Regions from separate parts of the Mus musculus genome. Here regions 2 and 3 are each linked to region 1. The links are chromatin loops, found by intact Hi-C in ENCODE. Cell type or tissue: heart. All regions are shown on one strand. Region 1 holds the start of Vrk1 (vaccinia related kinase 1). Region 2 holds the start of Atg2b (autophagy related 2B). Region 3 overlaps Vrk1 (vaccinia related kinase 1).

Region 1 (2,500 bases):
GTATAATCGACATGTCACAAAAAAAGTGACATGCCTTTCCCCTGAACTCTTAAGCCGGGGTGGGGGTGGCGCAAGTCTAGTCCCAGCACTCAGTAGGCAGAGGCAGGAGGATCTCTTGTTGAGTTCAAGGCCAGCCTGGTCTACAGAGCAAGTTCCAGAACAGCCAAGGCTACACAGAAAAAAAAAAAAAAAAGAAAGAAAGAAAGAGAAAAGGAAGGAAGGAGGAAGGAAGGAAGGAAGCAAGCAAGCAAGCTGTCTTGAAAATCCAAAATAATAATGATGATAAAATGCTGATCTACATCTTTTTTCACTGTTTTGAATTCCAGACTCAATAGATGGTCAATTCTAGTTTCGTTTTGTTTTTTTGTTTCTTTTTTTAAAAAAGGAAAGCAACGAAGCTCTTCAACGACCCGCTAAGTTTAACCACCACCTTCCCAAAGGCAAAATCGCGTTTCCAAATTGCTCCAAAAGCGATGAGGGACGGAAAGGAAGAACACACGCAGACGTAAAGAATGGTTAACGTCAACGACAAAAGAATAAACGGGTAACCCGACCAGGACTGGCGTGTGTCCCCATCTCTCAAGGACTCTGGCGCAGTTCTACATCTAAGGCGACCTAGCCTGGAAACGGTCGGAAACAAACTTTGGCGCTGGGCTGCAGACCTGTTTGCTGCCTCTGAAGACACTGCACCGGGAGCCCGGTCACCGGCGGTGGAGACCTGAGGAGCAAGCTTGGAAGGAAACGAGAAGCTGCCGGCCGCGGCTGTGCCCCGAGGCCTCACCTCACCAGTGCTAAGGAAGTGGCAGGCTCGGCCGGTCCAGGTCCCCGTCCCCGTCCCCGTCCCCGCCACCCTGGTCCCGGCTAGGCTTCGGGCGGCCTTCTAGAACCGGGCTTCCGGCAGCTCCGCGATCGGGCAGAGAAGCGAGGATTCCCGGGCAGGCCGGACCCAGCCGCGGCGCCGCCCTGAAGCAACACCGGACCTATAGTCCCGCCACCACCCCACGGCTCCCTACCCAGAGCGGCCAACTCGCGGTCCACAGCGTAGTACGAACTTCCCGCCGCTTCCCTAGACTCGCGACCTACCCACGGCGCCGTCCCCTCCACACCCCGTAGTACAGAGCCTTCCCGTTGGCTGCGAACGGCGGGGGAGGCGGGGAAAGAGGAAGACCGCGCTTCCCTGTCACCTCTCCGGACATGCCGGGAATTGTGGTCCTTACGCTTGCTCCATGCTGGGAATTGTAGTCTTTGAACCTCCAAGAGGCGAGATGGGGGCGTGTTCCTCTGAGCACAAGGGCTTCTGGGAAGTGTGGTTTGCAGCCCGCTTGCTGTTTTACATGTTACTGTGGCTCTCAAAGCCTTAAGAACCGAAATAAATATAACCAGTACTCACTGTTGCTTGATTTATTAAACGGTTAGACAAAGAGACTCATTTCAAATATCCGAAGCGCGTCTCGGTGTTTACTTAACCCACCGCAGTATTTGAGCTACTTTTGTCAAACATCAGTTTTCTTTGTTTCACCATCTCCTTCCTAGAGGTTGGAAGAATGAGCTTCAAGCTGCACTTTGGATCTGCAGCTTCTGAAGCCCTAGAAAAGGCCTTGGGTTCGGTGCTGTTCTTGTTATTGCTATTGTTTTACCAATTTGATTTTTTTTTTTTAATTTTTGGTTTACTAACAACAGCTGAGTTAAAAATGTGAGCCAACACTCCTAGCCTGTGTTGTTTCTTTTCTTTCTTTTTTTTTTTTTTTTTTGGAGGGGGGGCAGTTTCGAGACAGGGTTTCTCTGTGTAGCCCTGGCTGTTCTGGAACTCACTTTGTAGACCAGACTAGCCTTGAACTCAGAAATGCGCCTGCCTCTGCCTCCAAAGTTCAGGGATTAAAGGCGTGCGCCACCACACTCGGCTTGCCTGTGTTGTTTCTTAAGGTGGATCTTAAAACACTGTATGAGCTTTAGTCCCTACGAAATCTGAGTTGTTGCCCAGTGTGCAGTTCAGCATTGATCTTCATATCTTGAATTCACCGTCCCAGGTACCCACACCTGCTCCAATTTCTTTCCTATTTTGCCGTCTGCCCCATAGAGCAGATCCACAAAACAGCTGTACTGCATGCCCACTGCTCCCAGACTTCTGCTGAGTTTGATCCATGATGGAGCCTGAGAATGGAAGAAAAAAAGGAAAGTCACCTAACGACGATCACACACACATACACGAACAGCTAAGTCCCTTAGCTAAGGGTCACTTCAGCTGGGCTTTCCACAAGTCTGCAATGAGAACATGCCATGATGATTGTGTTGTTAGGACTAGAGCTAGTAACACACTGGCTGCCCCCGAGTCACAGGTTACTGTTTCATCCTGTGTGGCTCAGACCCCACACCTCTCTAAACAGCCTCCTGGAACATAAACCCTCCTCAACAAATCCTCTCACGGCATCTGCTTTCTGTACACACGCCGATGGAAACGCAGGCACAAGGTGAGCTCTCGATGACTATTTGTCAGCAGAGA
Region 2 (2,500 bases), 330 kb after region 1:
TGGTGCAAGCCTGACATTTCAGCATTTGGGAGACCCTAATTTCTAGGGCAGTCTGGGCCACATAAGTTCAAAGTCAACCTCAACTACCTACCCAGTGAGAGACTGTCTCAAAACCCAATCCAACTAAACCAAAAGAACCCATTTTGAGGATGCCCCATTCACGGGCCAGAATTCCTTAATTCGGTCTCCTCAATCCAGGACTCGGTTTAGGTTCCTTCCCGGCACACGTCATTTCATTTGCCTCAATTTTCGAGTTTATGATATTAATCTGCTCACACCTGGCTGAGGTGGCAATGTAGGCTCAGAGAGGGTAGCATAGGTTCAAGGTGGCCCAGTGTCAAGTGTCAGGAATCTAACCCAGGACAGCAGACTTCCGGGCCTTTAGGGGCTGCCCTCCTAAGGAGCCAGCTGCGCCTCTTCACAGACTGTCTCCCTAAAAGATAAAAATCGGGCTGCGCAGAGCCTGCGGAGAGCACAAAGTCTTCCAGGAGGCAGCAGCCCCTCAGCGGGTCGGGAAGCGCCAGGATTTAACAGAGGAAACCGTACTGCCCGCAATCGCCCCGATCCCAAGTTTCCTGGTCGTCGGCGTGGCGCTCTGCAAACGGCAAACTACTAGATGCTTTGCAAACAAAGCCGGCAAGGGGGTGGGGGGGGGGGCAACCTGATGACAATAGGCATCGGTCAGAACCCGGACAGAAACGCCGGGTCTCCAGTCCTCGCCCTGCATCCCCGCATCACTTCCCGCAGGACAGCCCAGGCCGGACCCGCCCCCAGACCTCCGTCAGCCCTAGTCCGGGCGTCCGCCGGCGCCCACCACCCGGCCGCGACTGCAAGGTGAGGCTCCACGGGCCGCAGCCAGCCCGCCCACTCACCTGCGAGCGCCCATGTTCTTATCCTTCCTCGTCCGGAGACTGCTGGGGCCAGGATCGCGGCGCCGGCACCACCCCCGCCCCCGCAGTTGCCCCGCCCATTCACCACCGGAAATGCTCCGGCCCGGACTCTTTTTTTCCTGCCTTTCCAGCCCCGCAATATGGCGTCACTTCCGCTTGTGCCCGTTGCTCGAGTACGTGCCGGGAGTCTGGGTCTCGCGAACGCGCCAGGAGCGTGTCTCAGGCGGGAGCGCGCCCAGTAGATGACAACAAATTAGTCGCGCCGCGTCGGAGTCTTGTCTCGCCTCAGCCGCCAGCCCTCTCTGTCTGTCCCTCTGTCTCCCTACCGACGGAGCGCTTCGGAAGCTCCCGGCTTGGGGCGCCCGGTTCTGCTCAGCGCCCAGTCCCCGCCGGGCCTAGTGCGAGCGTCGCGACGCGGGCCATGGGGTTGCCCTGAGGGACGGCGGCGCCGAACCGACATGCAGCGGCCACCGCGAACCTAGATCCCCACCGCGGCTTGGGGACGCCGCCGGGCCGACCCTGAGGCGCTGCCGCTGCCTGGAGCCCAGGTCGGATCCCCCGAGTCGCCGCCGCGTGCAGCCCCGGCTCCCTCGAGCCGCCAGCCCTCACCATGCCTTGGCCATTTTCAGAATCCATCAAGAAGAGGGCCTGTCGCTACCTCCTACAGAGGTACCTGGGCCACTTCCTGCAGGAGAAGCTGAGCCTGGAGCAGCTGAGCCTGGATCTGTACCAGGGCACCGGGTCCCTTGCCCAGGTCCCCTTGGACAAATGGGTAAGCTGCTGTCAGCCAGCAGGGGTAGGAACTGGCTCTCCCCAGGGCGAGACCTGAGCGACTGTCATCCAGCATCGGGCACGTTCGGTTCTCCTTTGGGAATTGTTTAGATTCAAGTGTGGCCCGGCTCAGGGAAGTGTGTAAAGTGTAGCAAGTTTGCGCTCCTAGATCACGTGCTCCGGCTTAAACGGTGTAATGGAGGCACACACGGGGCGAAACAATCGAGTCATTGGTTGGGGGGGGGGGGGGGCGCTTGTGAGGCAGGCCCAGGAAAGTACGTGGCCACCCTTGCCTCTTGGGCTGCGAGTGTCTGCGGTGTTCCTAGGCAAACAAACCCTATTTCTGTGGATGACGTTAAGAAAAATTAAAGATGAAGAGGAGGTGACAGAAATCCCCAGTTATTTATTTTGGTCTGGATGCTGGTATATTTGCGTTTGCTGGGTTGGTTGTCTTCATTCACTGAAAGAAAGTTAGGCGAAGGCCCCTCTTGCCAGTTTGCCTGCTCTGCTTGCGTGAGGTTGTGAATGGCCCCAGTAGTGCTGTTTAGATTTGCCCTTTTGCTTCACGTGATAGATCGACAGGTCGTAAACGCAAATGTTGCAAAAGCTCGGGAGCCGAAGCCGCAGCGTCAGCCTTTTTTTAAAGAACCTGTTTCCTCCTAGAGGCTGTGAGTTGACTTCACCTGAACTTTGAGTATATTCAGTTCGCCAGAAGCAGTTGTATTTGCATCAGTGGGCTAAAATGCCTACTATTTTACTTAAGGCCTTGGGTTTGTCGAGTCTACTCTTTTTTCGAAAAGCTTAAATTATGGAAATTCCTTGACAACTTGTATTAAGAG
Region 3 (2,500 bases), 46 kb before region 1:
ACAAACAAACAAAAAAACAGAGTAATGCTATGGGCATAGCTGGTTGTTGTGACTAGCATACAACACTGGGACAAGTGGCTTCCGTCTGACGGCCACGCATGCACCTGGTTCTGTCACAACGCATGAACGCATGTGCATGTGAACACAAAGATGGACACAGCCTGAGAGAGTAACCCCATCCACAGAGCAGGTCAGAAAGGCAGGAGAGCCGCACACGGCTGCCGTGTGGACAGAAGCTGCTCCCATCAGTCACGTGTAAACCAACAGCAGTTGGTTTCTAATAGTGCTCTGCAAGCCCTTCCTACTCCAGCTAAAGTAAAGGGAGCTTTACCGCTCGCTCAGGCTCTTGGCTGTGCTCAGGGAAACAGCTTGAATGAGATGGTTGAGGATGCCCACCTCACAGAGCGTCCTAGCACAGCAGCTTGCTCCCGGTGCCCTACACTGATTCCTGAGGCTCACCAGAGCCTATAGAGCAAAAGCAAACACCCTGTGCAGAAAAGGAAGGAATCAAAAGAAGGAAACCGTATGCAAAGCCAAAAAGCAGAGAATGTTGACAGATCACTTCCCTGAGCCAAGCACTCAAAACCTCCTTCTTACACAAGATCAAGAGGCGACACTAAGCAGCCTTTATTGTCACTGACAACTGAACTGACCCCACATTAAAGACCAAGTTCTCCAAATAACAGACACTTATGTCAGATGGAGTTTTTGAACACAAGAAGTAATGAAGGTGACAAAGTGGACCAGCAGATCTAACTCGCTGGTGTACTTTATAGTTTAAGCTTCACCCCAAACAGCTATTTGAAATGCATGTTGTAGCAAGCACTTCCAAATATTATGTAGAGCAAAACAGCCAACTTGATAAAGTGCCAGCAAACTGCAACAAAAATACAGAATGGCAACTGGATACAAGTGTCTGGAGAAAGGGCATTGTTAGCTTATCTACTTCGGAGCTTGTGGGGTTCAGCCCAGAGTGCCCCACTTGCTCCCAAGCAGCACAAGTTACAACAGTAAAAGCTGCAGTTCTAAGGACCTGGTCAGGGTTCTTGTGACTCAGGAGCAGGTTGGAGGCCTTGATGTCCCCGTGCACGTACTCATGCTCATGGATGTACTCCAGGATATCCAGCTACAGAGAACACACAGTGAGTTAGTGCAGTACCTAACATGGCCAGCAGAGGGCTGAGCTTCAGCGGAAACCAGCCCTTACTGTATTCACAAGGAGCATAGCTCACATACAATTCTTAAGCTTAGCTGCAATACAGTTTTCCGAGAAAACCTTTTGGCATTTGCTTCATATATTTTCTGAAGGTCACTCCCAAAGCGGTCCATTATCATAAACCTGTAACTGAAGACAAACAAGGAATGTCAGTGAGGGAATAACTGGGAACATGTCCTTGCAATGACTATTCCCCTTCAGTTAGGTCAAGTTAATGCTAACTAAGGCAGTACTATAGATTATAAACGAGGAGGAAAGGGGCGCAAACCCATACCATGAAGAATCTCTCTCAACTACATAGAAATCTCGAGAATTCAGAACGTTTCGTCATCCTGCCCTGGACTGAGCTCGTTTATAGGAGACAGCATTCGAATTACGACAGTGCCCAGCCAGAATCCAACACTCATCTACAATGGAACACAGCCACCTGGCTTCTCACAGCTAACTGCTGTTTTTAGACAATTGCTTCTTTCTCCTGACTGCACCTCCATTTTTAAGGTACATTTCAACAATATTCTGTTAAATCTAGGCTGTCAAGAGATGGCTTACAAACTACATTCAGTAAAACTGACCAAATGGTATTAAGCAATTACGTGTAAAACATTCAATGGTCAGATCTGCAAAAGGAATACCCTACAAAAATGAAGATTTTTGTTTGTTTGTTTTGCCAGCCCCCTCCCATGTCAGCTGGACCAGGTGACATTACTTCCTGGGGCCGTAATTTTTGGAGAAATGGATAGAGGAGGCAGGTCTCATCCTTCCCAGGGTCTCAAACTCTAGGAGGGCAGAGATGCGCTGGAGTCCTGCGAGGACACTGCCCAGCTCCTCTGAGCATCACCGTCACCTTCAACAGCTGTCCAAATCCTAATCCGTCTATGTAAATCGCTGACATAGACACAGGACAAACCCTGCCATGGAATGCTCATGACACAGCAGTCAGGCTCATGATGGTAAACTACAGGAGCTTCCAAGGAAGGAGCAGCCAGCTAAATGAAAAGACAGTGTGGTAATGGAAAGCCTAGGGCCCTGTTCATTAGAGAGTCTGTCTATGTATCTTTTAATGTCTTAGCACATAAAGTCTATGTCACAGTCACACTATCAAGTAGAAGCAAAATATATTCATGTGTGTTAAGATTCCTGCTACCCTGACCTGTGCAGCCATGTGTCCTCCCAATATCCTGAGTATGGCAAGTTGGGCAAAGCTGAGAGAAGAGTAGGGTGCACACTTTTGTTAACCTGTGTAATCAGTACAATACTCTGAATAACAAATAACCTTTGCCAACA

The links. A loop is a pair of places that touch in the nucleus more often than their neighbours do. Peaks named below come from ENCODE experiments on the same cell type or tissue, not always from the same donor. Only the 100,000 strongest peaks of a DNase experiment are listed, where the experiment ranks them.
Region 2: it touches region 1 in a loop (4-fold over the local background); 6 of 42 quality-filtered maps call a loop at or near these places.
Region 3: it touches region 1 in a loop (2.5-fold over the local background); 9 of 42 quality-filtered maps call a loop at or near these places.

Annotation. Positions count from the first base shown.
Region 1 is chr12:106,008,872-106,011,371 of GRCm38, reverse strand. Vrk1 (vaccinia related kinase 1) reads right to left here and starts at 1,109. Exons shown (of 14, transcript NM_001029843.2): 1 at 1,014-1,109. In heart, no CTCF peak of the experiment used is centred here; a DNase peak (open chromatin) is centred at 1,161; H3K4me3 peaks cover 1,636 bases; H3K27ac peaks cover 1,277 bases.
Region 2 is chr12:105,683,831-105,686,330 of GRCm38, reverse strand. It overlaps Atg2b (autophagy related 2B), which reads left to right and starts at 1,090. Exons shown (of 42, transcript NM_029654.4): 1 at 1,090-1,662. The coding sequence starts at 1,501. Gskip (GSK3B interacting protein) reads right to left here and starts at 979. Exons shown (of 3, transcript NM_178613.3): 1 at 873-979. The coding sequence starts at 886. In heart, no CTCF peak of the experiment used is centred here; DNase peaks (open chromatin) are centred at 1,040 and 1,590; H3K4me3 peaks cover 2,500 bases; H3K27ac peaks cover 2,263 bases.
Region 3 is chr12:106,054,647-106,057,146 of GRCm38, reverse strand. Vrk1 (vaccinia related kinase 1) reads right to left here. Exons shown (of 14, transcript NM_001029843.2): 6 at 1,237-1,345; 7 at 1,034-1,126. Among named protein-coding and RNA genes, the nearest start is that of Gm32723, 39 kb to the left of the region's middle. In heart, a CTCF peak has its summit at 1,161 (motif pointing right); a DNase peak (open chromatin) is centred at 1,126.